Regions from separate parts of the Mus musculus genome. Here region 2 is linked to region 1. The links are chromatin contacts, found by Hi-C or POLR2A ChIA-PET in ENCODE. All regions are on one chromosome and are shown on one strand. Each heading gives the region's core, a stretch centred on a gene start or an enhancer-like site at or near the end of the contact. The rest is flanking DNA. Distances are from core to core; before and after follow the strand shown. Region 1 holds the start of Fzr1 (fizzy and cell division cycle 20 related 1). Region 2 holds the start of Gna11 (guanine nucleotide binding protein, alpha 11).

Region 1 (6,756 bases), core at 4,140-6,639:
CCAGGACAGCCAGGACTATACAGAGAAACCCTGTCTCGAAAAAACAAAACAAATGTATATATGTGTGTGTGTGTAAATGTCATGAAGTTCATTACTTTTTTGGTTTAAAGATTTATTTATTTATTTTTAAAGATGTACTTATAATATATAAGTACACCGGTTGTGAGTCACCATGTGGTTGCTGGGAATTGAACTCAGAACCTCTGGAAGAGCAGTCGGTACTCTTAACCACTGATCTCTCCAGCCTCCTCATTACTTTTTTTTTTTTTTTTTTTTTTGAGACAGGGTTTCTCTGTATAGCCCTGGCTGTCCTGCAACTCACTTTGTAGACCAGGCTGGCCTCAAACTCAGAAATCCGCCTGCCTCTGCCTCTCGAGTGCTGGGATTAAAGGCCTGTGCCACCACGCCTGGCTTCCTCATTACTTTTTTAATGATTTATGTACATTGGTGTTTTGCCTGGATGTGTGTCTATGTTAGGGCGACAGATCCTCTGGAACTGGAGTCAGAGTTGTGAGTCACCATGTGGGTGCTGAGAACTGAACCTGGGTCCTCCGGAAGAGCAGTCAGTACACTCAACCACCAAGCATGTCTCCAGCCTCCATGAAGTCCGTTATTACATAATTATGTAAATTTAATTTATGGTAATAACAATTTTTAAAGTAAAAATAAAATTAAGACAAAAATACACTATTTTTCAGAATGCTACCAGGAAGCCTGTTATTATATGGGCTTGTATGATGCATGGATATAAATGTGGAAAATGCAAATGTCAGTACATACGCTAAAAATACACAATTTACATGCCAAAAATTCAAAGTAAAATGAATATTAGACTGGGAATGAATGTTTAAAACATTTTATAACTGAGCTTACATCTTTAAATCCCAGCACTCAGAAGGCAGAGGCAGGTGGAGCTCTGTGAGTTTGAGGCCAGATCTACACAGCAAGTTCCATCCAGCGCTACATAGTGAACACCTGCCTTAAAATACAAGAGAAAAATCACGTCTGCTCTGTGATGCGGCTCTTTGCTAAGCAGTCCTCCATGGGCAAGCAACATGGGAGGAAACCCACAATGGAGCTGACACGGTTGGGCCCAGAGTCACTTTTTGATTTCTTGGTTGGATTTCCTCTCTAGATGTTTGTTTTTGTGACCAGCATCTTGCTCTGCAGCCCAGGGCTGGCCTCCAACATGGGACACTGCCTCCTGAGTTCTGGGACCACAGACCACAACTGTTCATGTACATCCTGTGGGCTCTGAAAGTGCCTTCCCCAGGTGAGGTAGCGTGTGTGGAGGCCGGGTGGAGTGAGAGACCAGGTCTCAAAACATAAGAATGATTGAGGAAGACACTTCCATCTGTGCACGTTCATATGCACAGAAAAAAAAACATAAACACATGGCCGCAGATAAGGGACCGCACTGTCACCCTGGCCAGCTTGCCATAGGACACAGCTTTGATGTTTACACGAAGCTTCAGGAAAGGCTGTGGTTGCTGTAACAGATCACAGGATCCGGTGATATCAGGTGTGATCCAGCCCCCATACCAGCCAGTGGGAAGGGATAGGCCCAAGAGTGCAGGAAGCAGATATGAATTCAGAGCTTGGCATGCTGCCAAGGCTGCCCTGGGAGGAGCTGAGAGCAGAAAATGCCACCCAGGACCCAGCATCCATGACTTTCCCTCAGCAGCTATGGTTGGTCAGCCAGCAGTGGCTAGTGTGTGGCCCCATCACTCCTGTCTCTGTCAGTACAAGACTGGGTTTTATTAGCCTGGCAGTGGAAGCATCGCCTTTAATCCCAGCACTCTGGAGGCAGAGGCAGGTGGATCTCTAAATTTGAGGCCAGCCTGGCCTACAAAGTGAATCCAGGACAGCCAGGCCTAAAAACAGTAAACTCGGTCTTGAAAACAAAATAAACAAAATGGGGGGTTGTTATTGAAATGAACCCTATGTCTCTTCTAGCCTCAGTGCCTGAGCTGTGGGACCACAAGCCTTTGTCACTGAAACTGGCTATTTGGCTCTGTTGTCATTTTATTTTGTTACATTTATGGGTAGATCACATATACCAAGGTGTCATGTGCAGAAGTCAGCTCCTCCTTCCACCATGTCTTCTGAGAATCGACCTCAGGTCCCTCAGCTTGGTGGCAGGCACTTTGCCTGCCCAGTCATCTCACTGGCCCCATGGCTTGACATCTGAACTCCTGTCTCACGTTTTCAGGGCAAGCATGTTACTATGCCATTGCCCACACCTCCAATTTTTGTAGGTTTTTTTTTTCATCTATTTATGTTTTGACAACAGAGCCAGGTGGAGTACAGCTGTGCCACACTGCAGCCCAGACAGGCTGGCCTGGGCTATGCATTTGCTGAGGTCCGCAGGCTCAGGTTCCAGGCGCCCCAGGGCCAGAGCGTCTGCAGGTACTCTGCAAGTCTTGCATGGGGACACCTTCTGTGCACCCCCAGCAGGCTGGTGCAGGCTTCTCCATCACCACACCCAGCGCTGTCTTCTCCAGACCCAGGGACTAAGCTTTTCTGCCCTGCCCCCATCGGTTATGCCAAGTTAATCAAACTTAATAATAAAATTTAACAAAGGAATAGATTTATAAACTTTGCTATATCATCAAAATAACTTTTCAGATTTTCTTCTTTGTTCTCTCTTAACGGCTTGGTGTGTATGTGTCAGTGTGAGTTTATGTGGAACACGTTTATGCAGTAACATCAGAGGCCAGAAATGGCATCGGATTCCTCTGGAGTTATGGTTGGTTGTGAGTCGCCACAGGCTGCTGTGAGTTGAACCCAGGTCCTCTGCAAGAGCCAATGCCATTACTCCCAGCCCATGTGGAGCTCCTGATCCTCCTGACTCCATGCCTCAGGGTGAGCTCCACCTTGCCTGGTTTGTGTGGAGCTAATGCTGTAGAGGGTGGTATGTGCCAGGTAAGGGTCCAGACCTGGCCTTAAAGTGTATTGTAATTTATTTTTTGGTGGGTGCTAAGCATAATCCTCACTGGTGTTAGGCAAACACTCCTATGGAGCTATATCTCCAGTTGTATTTAATATTTACTGCAGTATTTCCAGGTGTATTATTTGAAATCTGTGAATGTTTATTTCTTGTGTGTACTCGTGTGTGTGCACACCACCGTGCTGCTGTGGAGGCCACCTGAAAAGGCACCCACTCTCTCCTTCCTCCACGTGGACCTGGGGATCAAACTTCAACATTTCAGGCTTGGCAGAAAGCACCTTCACCAGCTCCTTCATTATTTATTCTGAGCCAGGGTCTCCCTGAATGTCCTAACTTCTCACCTGAACCTCCTCCAGCCACTGGCACCCAGGAATCTTCTTCCCATCTCTGGACATTTCCTGTCAGAGTCCACAAGGTGGGCGTGGCACTTTGTGTCTGGCCCTCTCACTGAGCCATGTCCTTCCGGGTCCCTCTGCTTTATAACCCATTAGATCCCTGGCCTTTTTCATGGCTGTGTTATGTCCCACTTCGGCCATGGGGCTTGTCCCTTCTCCAGAGGGTGGGCACTAGATTGTGACTAAAGGGGCATCCATGTTGCTGTAGGAGGTTCTGAGTGGGTGGCTCCACTTGCAGAGGCCTGGTCTTGAGTCTTGGCTGTTCCATTTCTGAACAGCTGCCAGCCCCTCTCTTGCTCTGGCTATGGCTATCACAATCTGCCAGGTAAGGAGAACGGCCCAACTCCCCCCAAAGCCTTGTAGTATAATTTGTTTTGGCATTACGTTGGATCTGAGTAGACCCCACAGGAAGAGTGCTCAACCACCAACGGGAATCTGAGACTGAGATAGCAGCATGTGTTGAACACCAGAAGTCCTTTGCACAACCCCTTCCCACTATGTCCACTGAGCTCACTCAGCCCGAGGCTCATCCTTTGCCCTATGTGCATTTAATTTTTTAAATAGTTCTACTTGTGCCTGTAATTGATGGTGCATGCTTTTGATCCCAGCTCTTGGGAGGTAAAGGCAGACAGATCTCTGAGTTTGATGCCAGCCTGGTCTGCACAGCAAGTTCCAGGACAGCCAGGGCTACACTAAGAGACCCTAACTCGAAAAACCAAACAGAAGGCCAAACAACACAACAAAACCCAACCCTATTTGGGTTTTTTTTTTTTTTTGGTGTTTTGTTTTGTTTTTTAAGATTTATTTACGTGTTTTATGTAAGTACACTGTCGCTATCTTCAGACACACCAGAAGAGGACATCGGATCCCATTACAGATGGTTGTGAGCCACCATGTGGGAATTGAACTCAGGACCTCTTGGAAGAACAGTCTGTGTTCTTAATTTGTTTAGTGTCATTTACCCAGGGGCTGGCACAGGTGTGCCCATGGGATGGTCAGAGTTACACCTTGCAGGAGTTGGTTCTCGCCCTCTACCAAGTGATCCTGGGTATAAGGTGGGCTCCAGCTGGCTTAGCTGCAATCACCCTACCTTTTGAGCCATTGTGATGGGCCCAACATGTATGGTTTTGAACCTGGACCCTCTTGAGGTTTATTTCCAGCTGTCATCACTTGGGGCTTCTGGGAGTGAGTACTCAGGGACACGATAAATATTTTGGGGGGGCAGGTGTCTAACAGTCGTTCTAACAATGCAGAAGTTGAGGCTGGAGAATTGCTTCCAGCTCGAGGCTAGCCTGGCTAGAGAGAAAAAGGTAGCTCGAAAATTGAAAACAATAAACGCACAGTGAGTAACCAGCAGCGTCCGCGCGCCGAGCGCCATCCGTGGGGTAGTCACTTAACTGTTGAGTGAATCATAGCTTCAGGGGGAAGCGCCCCACTTCTTCCACAAACAGGAGCCACGCCTTCCTCCGCGCCTAGTTACTCCTGTTCTAGTCGTCCCCCCCCCCCATTCAGCCGTGGTCTTCCCCGACTGCTCATCCCAACACGGTTGCCCCGGGCAACAAGTGCCGTCTCGCTTCCTGTATTGATTTAAATCCTGAAGGACGTCCCATACTCCCGAGCTGCTCCGCGCTGGGGCGCGCAGGCGCAGCTGTTTGGGGTGGACGCGAGCACGGCACAGAGTGGGAGTGTCTAGGGGGCGTGCCCGCAAGGGACAGGGAAAGAGGCGGTGTGGGGGCGTGGCCTAGGAGAGGCGTTGGTAACTCGAGGGGCGTGGCTTCAGCACAGGCCACAGGGGGTTGGCGGAGAGATCCGTGCGTGTGGGCCGTGAGCGTGGCTGAGGGCGTGGCTTGCCCACGGAAAACCTTGGCGGCGTTGGGGGGGAGGACCTAGGGGGCGTGGCCTAGGCGCGGTGATGCGCTGGGCGGCGGGGCCGGTCGCGGGCGCGCGCGCGGCCTGCGGGACAGATTGGGGGAGGGAGTCGGGTTGCCACTGAGTTCCGCCATATTAGCTACCGCGGAGGCCGGGGGATTCCCGTGAGCAGCGGCGGCGGGGCCTGTCGCAACGGCGGGGCCTCGAACAGGCGCGGCGTGTTCCTGGGACCGGCGGGAACCGGCGGGTGCCGGCTGGCGACCGGAGCGAGGCAGGTGAGGACACGGGTGACTCGGGGACCCGCCCCCCCAGCCGACCCCTTCCTTCTCTGGGGCTCCAGTGCGGCCTGATCCTGAACCCCACATCCCAGCGACCTCCAGTACCGGCCCCGACCCCGCCAGCTCTCTGAGTCTGTCAGAGTCCTCCATCCCCAGAGCTCTGCTCTGATAGTTGCTCCCCTCGAATCCAGGGCACCACCCGTCTTGTTCCCCCGAACCCCAGAATGCAAACCAGCTTCCCAGATGAGGCCCTGAGTCACCCCAACCCTGAGTCCCCTCACCCGGCAACCTCGCCTTGACCTCGCTCTGTCCATCACAGCAATCATCGCCCAGAGCCTTGTTCAGAGCACGGCTAATGTCCAAATCCAGGCATTCCACATGTTGCAGCTCAGAACCCTAGGTCAGGCTCCTTGCGCCCCCAAATTCAGGTCACCCTTTACTACTTCCACCAAAACCACCCAATTCAGGTGAGGTCCTGAGTCAGATCTCAGACGGTCTGTCCCCAATGACCTCGCCCTGTCACCAACACTCTGTATTCTTTTGAGCTATGTTCCCTTAAATTTAGAGCATTCTGTCTCATGCTGATCACTCAAGACTCAACTGCAAACCATTCATCTGCACCCTGTTGACTTCCAAATGTAAATCCCCCTGCCTCAGATGCTCCCTACATCCAAACTGGGATCTGAGTCAACCTCCAGAGTCCAGGAGTCTCAAATCTGGCATTCCCCAGGTGGGAAGGATTGTGAACTAAATTTGCCGTAAACACCCAGTGGTTCAGCCAACAACCAGGTGTCTCATCTCAGGGGAGACATGGCCAGAAACCACAGACATTCTGTGTCCCCAAATCCACCACGTACCCTCTCAGATCTGAACCTCCACTCTGTGTCTTCAAATGCAAGTCCAGGTCCTTCCATCCTCTATCCCTGATCCAAAGCCATTGTCCCCTACAAAGCCCTTAAATCACCCCACCAACTTCACTTGTCTCCAGCTGTAAGCCTGACACCAACCTCTGTATAGGCATTACCTTCCTACCCCGCTCCCCTAAATTCTCTGCTAATTGAGAGCACCTGGTGGGATGCACTCCTTGTTGAGAACACCTGGTGGGAAGCACGCCCCCTACCCGTCCTGTCTGAGAGATGACCTCATTCCTCTGGCTGCTGAGTCCCAGTCCTAGCTCCTTCCTGCTGTTTGAATGAGGGTGATTCCCCAGTGAAGATTCACCCAGAACAGACACCACCTCTGGCTCTCGGGATCAGGGCTTAGA
Region 2 (7,854 bases), core at 3,768-6,267, 170 kb before region 1:
TTCCACATACCTGGGACCACCTGATTTACTGGTGTATTTTTTAAAGTATAATTCAAAAGTGAAATTCACATTGCAGACTGTGACGTTAGTGCCCTTGGTGTACTTCAGATTGTTCAGCTAGCTGATGTAGAACATCCCATCTTCAGCCAGTTCCATCGTGTCTTCCAAGGTCCCTCCGTGCCATGGGGTGTCACAGCCTTGCTCCCATTCACTCCAGTGGGTGAGGGACTGTACCACTTCCCCATCCATCACCACAAACACTGGCTGTTCCTATTTGGGGTTTACGAATGAAGCTGTAACTGATCACAGAGGAGTTTTGTCTCTGCCACTATCAGAGTTCCTGAGACAGGGTCTCATGTAGTTCATGTTAGCTTAGGCTAGCTCATGTAGCTCAGGCAAACCCCAAACTTACCATGTAGATGATGATGACATTGGTTTACCGGCCTGCCTCCCAGTGAGCAGTGTACTCACAGCTGGTTTATATGCACTGGGATGGACCCCGGAACCTCGGCAGCCATCCCCACCCACCTTCCCGATGTAGCCTCTGCCCCTTCCTGTGGTGTTAGTGGCATCAGGCTGGGGTGAGTCTCCTGCTGACAGCACTGCTGACTGACACTGTCACTGACACTGAAGAATCACCCTTCGTGCTCCTGATGTACACACGTGCACAAAGCCCAGAGAGCCATAGCCAGACATGTGGCTCAAGGTGGTCATCTCAACACTTGAGAGGCAGAGGCAGGAGAATCACTGTGAGTTCCAGACCAGCCTGGGCTGTATAGTGAGATCTTGTCTTGAGATTTTTTTAAAAAGGAAAAAAAAAACCGTAAAAGTAAAGGAGAGAACTAAAGATGCTTTAATTCTGGCAGGACGGGGAAAGCCTGCCCTCTGGGACTCCTAGGTGATAGCTCCACATGTCAAAAGTGGCTGAGGTCGAGGACAGCTCTTCAGGGCTGGGCACAGGTTGGGGGGGTGTGGTCCTCTCCAGGCTGTCTGAAGGTCTTGGGTTTCCCCACCCAGTACATTCTTGAGAACTTTCCAAGGCCTCTGTGGTATCCGTACCTTTGTCCAGGCTCTGAAACGGGGAGTGGCCTTGTCCCCAGCCCAATATGGACCCATAAACCTTCCATCCCTGGGGTTCACAGGCCAAGGCTGAGAAAGAAGGGAACAGCTAGGCGGCTGCAGGGTGTGGCAGCCAGACTTTGTCTCTAGGGCCTAGGTCTCTAGGTGGGGGTGTACTCTCAGGCCTCTGCCTCTGCTCAGGCCTCAGTTTCCCTCTGGTGTTGGTGATAATCCCCAGTGCTCTTTATTTTGAAACTCAGGCTCACTAACACCACAGGGTAACTTCTAATTTCTCCTGCTCTGCTCAAACTTGTAATCCTCTTTTCTCAGGATCCCAGTTGCTGGGATGATAGGCTTGTACCATAGGGCTAAGCTTTTTGGGCTTTCTTTCTTTCTTTCCTTCTTTCCTTCCTTCCTTCCTTCCTTCCTTCCTTCCTTCCTTCCTTCCTTCCTTCCTTCCTCTTTCCTCTCTCTCTCTCTCTCTCTCTCTCTCTCTCTCTCTCTCTCTCTTTCTCTCTCTCTCTCTCTCTTCCACAGGCAGGGTCTCACTATGACTGCCCTGGAACGCACTAGCTTAGGCTATTCTTGAACTCAGAGACTTACCCGTCTCAGCTTCCCAAGCTGAGCTACCAGGTGTCATCACTGAGGGCCACACAGATGTCTGTGGCACTAGCTGACGTTGGAGACCACATGGAAGTCCATGTTCTGTACTCCCAACTGCAAAGGCTACTTGTGTAGCACTGGTGCACAGTTGAGGGGAAGGTACATGGAAGGCTTCTGGACAAACCCTGCTCCCATTCTACCCACAAAAGTAACACCCTAGACAGACAGCCATTCAACAGATCTCTAAAGAATTGTTAAGGATGCCAGGTAGTGGTGGCATATGCCTTTAATCCCAGCACTTGGGAGGCAGAGGCAGGTGGATTTCTGAGTTCGAGGCCAGCCTGGTCTACAAAGTGAGTCCCAGGACAGCCAGGGCTACACAGAGAAACCCTGTCTCGAAAAAACAACAAAACAAAAAAACAAAAAGAAAGAAAGAAAGAAAGAAAGAAAGAAAGAAAGAAAGAGAAAGAAAGAAAGAAAGAAAGAAAGAAAGAAAGGCTGGGCGTGGTGGCACACGCCTTTAATCCCAGCACTGGGGAGGCAGAGGCAGGTGAATTTCTGAGTTCGAGGCCAGCCTGGTCTACAAAGTGAGTTCCAGGACAGCCAGGACTACACAGAGAAACCCTGTCTTGAAAAACCAAAAAAAAAAGGATGTATCCCAAGTGAGTCCTGGCAGGATACAGGTCGGGAAGGACTCAGTTCCTCTAAGGGCTGGCCCCAGGGAATGTGACCATGCTCCAGTGCACATTATACAGGCAACACAAACTGGACTTGTGGGTTTTTAAATTTTTCTTTTTTTGGGGTGGGGCTCACAAGGTTGGGGGTAGACCTGGGAGGGTTGGGAAGTGAGTATGATCAGGGTTCATGATATGAACTCCCCAAATAATAAGAAAAATTATGTTGGAGAAGAAAAAAAGAGACCTGAGCCACCATGGGTGTCACCGTCATTGAGAACAAGAGTTATCCTGGGTCAGTTCGGAGCACAGGAATCACCAACCCCAAACTGGGTGAGGCAGGAGGAAGCTGCAGTCCGGGCCAGTCTGGTTTACAGAGCCTCAGTCTGTCCTTCCTCGGTGGTACCTGCACATGGCCTTGGGTGTGCTCACCCCCGTGGACGCACACTGGCCATTGGGTATCCTCCACCATGGCCCTCTGCCTCTTTGCCCTGCGCCAGTCTGCTAGGCCATGAGTACCTGGATTTATCTGTCTCCACCTCAGTGTGGGGATGAGGTGGGGTCACCGGTGTGTGCAGCCATCAGTGGGTGTTGTGTTTGAACTCAGGTCCTCATGCTTGCCTAGAAAGTCCTCTTAGGAGCGGAGTACTCCCCTCAGCTCCACCCTGCTGCCCCTTTTGACAGGGTTTCTCTGTGTGCCCCTGGCTGTCCTGAAACTCACTCTGTAGACCAGACCACCTTGAACCTCACGAGAGATCCAACTGCCTCTGCCTCCAAGGTGCTGGAATTAAAGGCGTGCGCCAAGGCCTGGCTGCTTGGAACCCTTTTTTGCCGACAATTTACCAGGTGATGATCCCTAACCCATGAATCCAAACAGAACAGCTCACAGGGGCTGGAGGGTAGTATGGCCCAGTGGTACCGTACTTGCTGTTCCTGCAGAGGACCCAGGTTTGGTTCCCAGTATCCACTGGGGGTTCACAGCCACCTGTAACTCCAGCTCCAGAGATGTGACACCCTCACAGGCAAGGAAAACATCAGTGCATGTAAAATAAGATTAAATTATTTTAAGAAAAGGAAACTATGTATGCACACAAAGATAAATGTGAACAGGCATCATGGCATATGCCTGTCATTCCAGCACTGGGATGGTCAAGGCTCAAGGGGTTGCGCCTATGAGCTGCAAGAGGAACTTTGACCACATTGGGCCACCCGGGAGCCCCTTGTCTGGGCCATGAACTCCTGGGGTGGGGACAGAGGCCCTGATAGGAGAGTTTCAGAGGAATAATCTCCCCACAACCCCAATCAGCTAGTAAATGAAGACTTTGACCCTCCCCTTGCCGTCTTATCTCAAGGCTGGGCAATCAGGCAGGGACTGGGACAGGAACGCATGCAGCACAGGCCTGACTTTCAAGTTCTTTGTAGTCTCTTATTATTGACACATGCCCTGATTGAGTGCTGACTGGGTACGCATGCCTCTTTCTGGAAGGTAGAAAACACTTCTCAGGTTTGTGAGTTAGTTTACACTTGGGGGACTCAGATTGACCCACCAACAGGGAACTTACCTGCCTGGTACATGCGGGGGGCGGGGGTGGGGTGGGTTCCACTCCAGCACATGCAAACCACATTCATGGGCGTTCACATGCACAACAACAGCGTAAATTGGTGCTTGGTATACAGCAGGCAGACTGTTAATAATGCTTATTCTTCACCTGCCAGTAAGCCTGGTTGACAGTATATATGTATGTATGTGTGTGTGTGTGTGCGTGTGTATATATATACACACATATACATATATACATATATGTGTATGTATATATACACACATATGTACATATACACACATATATGACATATGTATATATGTATATATATATATATACACACACATATATATATGAAATCAGGCAGCATATTAATAGGAGGTACTGTGCTGCATCAGCACATAGTACACAGTAGGAGCTATATACAATATGTGGTATACGGCAGGCACAGCATTCATATTTGGCATACGTTGTATATGTGAAAAACACTTGGTTTGTATACCCTATATTGAATGTGGCAGTTACATATGCGTGTTTCCTTAAGGCTTGGTATACAGTAGATGTGATATTAATGCCTGAGCTACCACAGGCTGCCGCATCAGTGTATACTCTACAGCAAGCATTGTGTTCATACTTGTGACCTGTGTGGTATTTAACGAGTGCTGCATGAATGTACTGTACACAGTAGGGCATGAATTTCTGCCTGGCACACGATAGGCCTGCTTAGGAATGGATGAGCGAGCCGGTCAGGGCGTTTTCTCACATCCGCAGGCGGTGACGGCCTCGCTCCAGAGAACTGCAGCCTCTCTCTTGGCGCTCTCAGCACAGCCTCGGGGAGCCGAGAGAAGCCGAGCGCAGCCGAGCGGCGCCTGCCCGAGCCGAGAGGAGCCGAGTGTAGCCGAGCGGCGCCTCCCCGAGCCGAGCCTCGCTTCGCCTCCCGAAAGGAACCGAGCTCGGGCTTCCGAGTCCTCCCCATTCCCACAATCCTCGGCGTCCGCGCCCAGCCGCGAACCGTTCAACCCCTTCCCACGTCGACGCAACCCCACGCGCGCTTGCGCTGCGCCCTCCAGACCCCGCCCCCGAGCGGCGAGGCCCCGCCCCCAGGCGATCCTAAAGTCCTGTCCCTGCGGCGCGCGCGCGCGCGCAGCCGTGCGGCCCCTCCCATTGGCCGCGCCGCCTGCCCGTCCCGGGGCCCGTGGCAGCGCTTCAGGTCCTCGGGCGCCGGCGCTCGGTGGCGACGGCTGCGGGTAGCGGCGGCGGCGGCGGCTGCGCTGCACGGCGCGGACGGTGGACGCGCCTCTGGGGCCGGGCCGTGGCCTTCGGGGAACCGGGAAGAGGTAGGGCCGGGCCGGCGGCAGCCGGAGGACCGCGACGATGACTCTGGAGTCCATGATGGCGTGTTGCCTGAGCGACGAGGTGAAGGAGTCGAAGCGCATCAACGCGGAGATCGAGAAACAGCTGCGGCGGGACAAGCGCGACGCCCGGCGCGAGCTCAAGCTGCTGCTACTTGGTGAGCTGCGTGCCCGTGCCGTGGGACCTCTGTCACGGGGACCGGGTGGGTGCACGGGGCATCCGGGCCTTGCCGGGGTCTCCGCGCGCGCAGGGTGCTGCAGCCGCCGCGGTCTCTGGTCCCCGGCGAGTAGCGCGCGGTGACAGTCGGGTGCGACCCCTTCAGACCGCTGCCCACGGCCTGTCGGGCCACCTCGGATGTCCTCGGGGCAACTAGTCAGCGCTGCCCTGCAGCGGTCAGCCCTTCCGGGATCGCTGCACCCTGAGCAGTGCAGGTGGCTTGGGCCTGTGGTGGCCAGCTTCTCCCGTGTGGTCCCCTGGGCTCAGCCTGTGCGACCCTTTGTGGCCAGCCTTTCTGTTATCCAGGCCTTAGATTCATTCGGGGTCAGCCTCCTGCCTCTGATATCTGTGGTGAGATTTTGCATCTGCTGGCCACATTGGGCCCCAGGACCCTGGGAGACTTGCTTTCTGTCGCTCCTGAGAATTCTTGCACGGAGGTGGCCCTTGGCCCTGCCGCACCAAGTAGGCTCTCTCCTTTCCATTGTCCCCACATAGCCTCCGGTGAGCCCTGTAAGCTGTCTTGCTCTCATGATGCCCCTTTGGATTACAGACTCCCCAAGACAGTTCCCAAAGGGTTGCACCCTCCTCTCTACCTCCAAGGACTATACACCCAAATGGTCCTGCTTTGCTTCTGGCTTGTTGCTTTCGTGGGTACTCCTCAGTCTCCCTCTCTTTTCCATAGATCCTCTGAATTCCTCCACATTGGAGTGGGTGGCTTTTCTTCTTTGGGCTTCTGTTGTGCCGGAACCCAGTAGGTTGACAGCAGTCAGCCTTGCAGCCTCCCTGGCCCTGTCCTGCCTCCTGGGGGTCCAGTCTTGTCCTCTCCACACCCCACCCACCCCAGGGAAGCTCAATGTGTGTCTGTCACTTCCTGGGGTTCTGACTCCTCAAGGCCCACCTGTTGCTGGGAGCCAGGGAGCCCAGGTCCTCTTGTTGTCACCCCAAATAAGAGCCCAAAATGAGGACAGGGTAGCCTGGGCCCTGTGGGGGTTTACAAAACAGACTGGGGAGCTCTGCCTGCCCCTCCCAGATCCCAGATGAGCTACATGCAGTTCAAGAATGGGGACCCAGGACAAAGGGTGGCCTTGGAGAACCTGAGGAAAGGACTGTGGGGAGCCTTTGACTAGGAGGGGTGGAGGGCAGTGATACTCCAATTGTCCCATGAGAGATGTCAGGTAGGAGTACACGCTGTCTTCTGTTGCTGTGGCCTGTGTGGTTCTCAGGGTCATGGAGCCTTGGTTACTTTTCTCCAGCATGGTGGGATTCCCTCAAAGCTCTATGCAGCTTTCCAGGAAGGATGGGATAAGAAGAGGACAGAGCAGCCCAGAGCAAACAGCAGTGGCCCCAGGGTAGTCATATGGGGGCCACAGTATGGCCCTAGCCCACCTCTGCAGGGGGTCAGCAGCTGCCAGGTAAAGATGACATTGGTTGGCTGAGCCCAATAGTGTGTCATCCCAGCTCTGTCCTGTCCCCAAAGCTGGCCTTGAAGTCCCCTCGGATTCAGGAGTGCTCCCTGGCCCTCTGTGCTATGGCCTGGCTAAGCTGACCAGCAGCTGAAGGACTCTGCATTGACCTGCACACAGCACCTTGCCTCTACCCAAGGCAATTTGGTTCTTAACTGCCACCTGTGCCCTCAGGGCACCTGTGTCTGCAGTCACACCCTTCCCACAGAAGGGTCCTGCGCCCGTTGTAGAGTCTGGGATTTGCTTTACAAGAGCAGAAGGGTAAAGGGAGGACGGGAGTGAGCATTGGGCACTGCTCAGGGTCTTGCTGTGAGGGCTTCCCGGAGGAGGTGACCATGACCTTGGTTCTCTAGCAGTCTCTTTGTCCCAGGTATTGGGGGTGGGGGTTCGGTGAGACCTGCTCCACCCTCCTGCAGGCTGCCTCATTGATTGGCTGTCCCTGATTTTACATCAGCTGTCTGGAGGGTGGAGACCCTGTGCCCTACCGCCTGAGGTGGAAGCAGGGCAGGGATTGCTCTTCTGGAGCCCTGCCCTCTGGAGCAGGCAGGGTCCCCCTGCCCCATTCCCCGAGTGGTCCTTTTGGAAAGAGCTCCTCTCTGTGTGCAGGACTCTGACCTCTTTCCCCAGGTTTGAAGCCGCCATCGTCATACCTGGTGTGCATCTGTGGCAAACAGTCTGGGAGTGGGTTTTATATCCTCCTCCTGTTCTTCCAGTCCCTGTGTGGCCTGGGGAGATTGTTCAGCCAGGCAGAGCATTGACTGCAGGCTTGTTCTTGGGGTGGGCGTCCTGGTCACTGCAGGGTAGTGAGCTGCATCCCTAGACATCACTCAGTGTACCTAGGCTGAGGCACCCCCCTGGAGTTGTGCATGGTGGTACCTGATATAAAGTAACTTGCAAAACTAATTGGTGGCCAGTGCAAGTTCTCAGAACTGAAGCCACACGGAA

The links. A loop is a pair of places that touch in the nucleus more often than their neighbours do. ChIA-PET counts read pairs that join two places held with the same protein, here RNA polymerase II (POLR2A).
Region 2: a map of gastrocnemius shows a loop between it and region 1 (2.3-fold over the local background). The contact joins the promoter of Gna11 here to the promoter of Fzr1 in region 1. A Hi-C loop is called at or near these places in 5 of 37 maps with a recorded cell type or tissue (CH12.LX, gastrocnemius and heart). POLR2A ChIA-PET finds 5 or more read pairs at or near these places in 1 of 5 experiments (Patski).

What each region holds. Positions count from the first base shown.
Region 1 is chr10:81,377,003-81,383,758 of GRCm38, reverse strand. Fzr1 (fizzy and cell division cycle 20 related 1) reads left to right here and starts at 5,389. Exons shown (of 14, transcript NM_019757.1): 1 at 5,389-5,489.
Region 2 is chr10:81,542,325-81,550,178 of GRCm38, reverse strand. It overlaps Gna11 (guanine nucleotide binding protein, alpha 11), which reads left to right and starts at 5,017. Exons shown (of 7, transcript NM_010301.4): 1 at 5,017-5,387. The coding sequence starts at 5,252.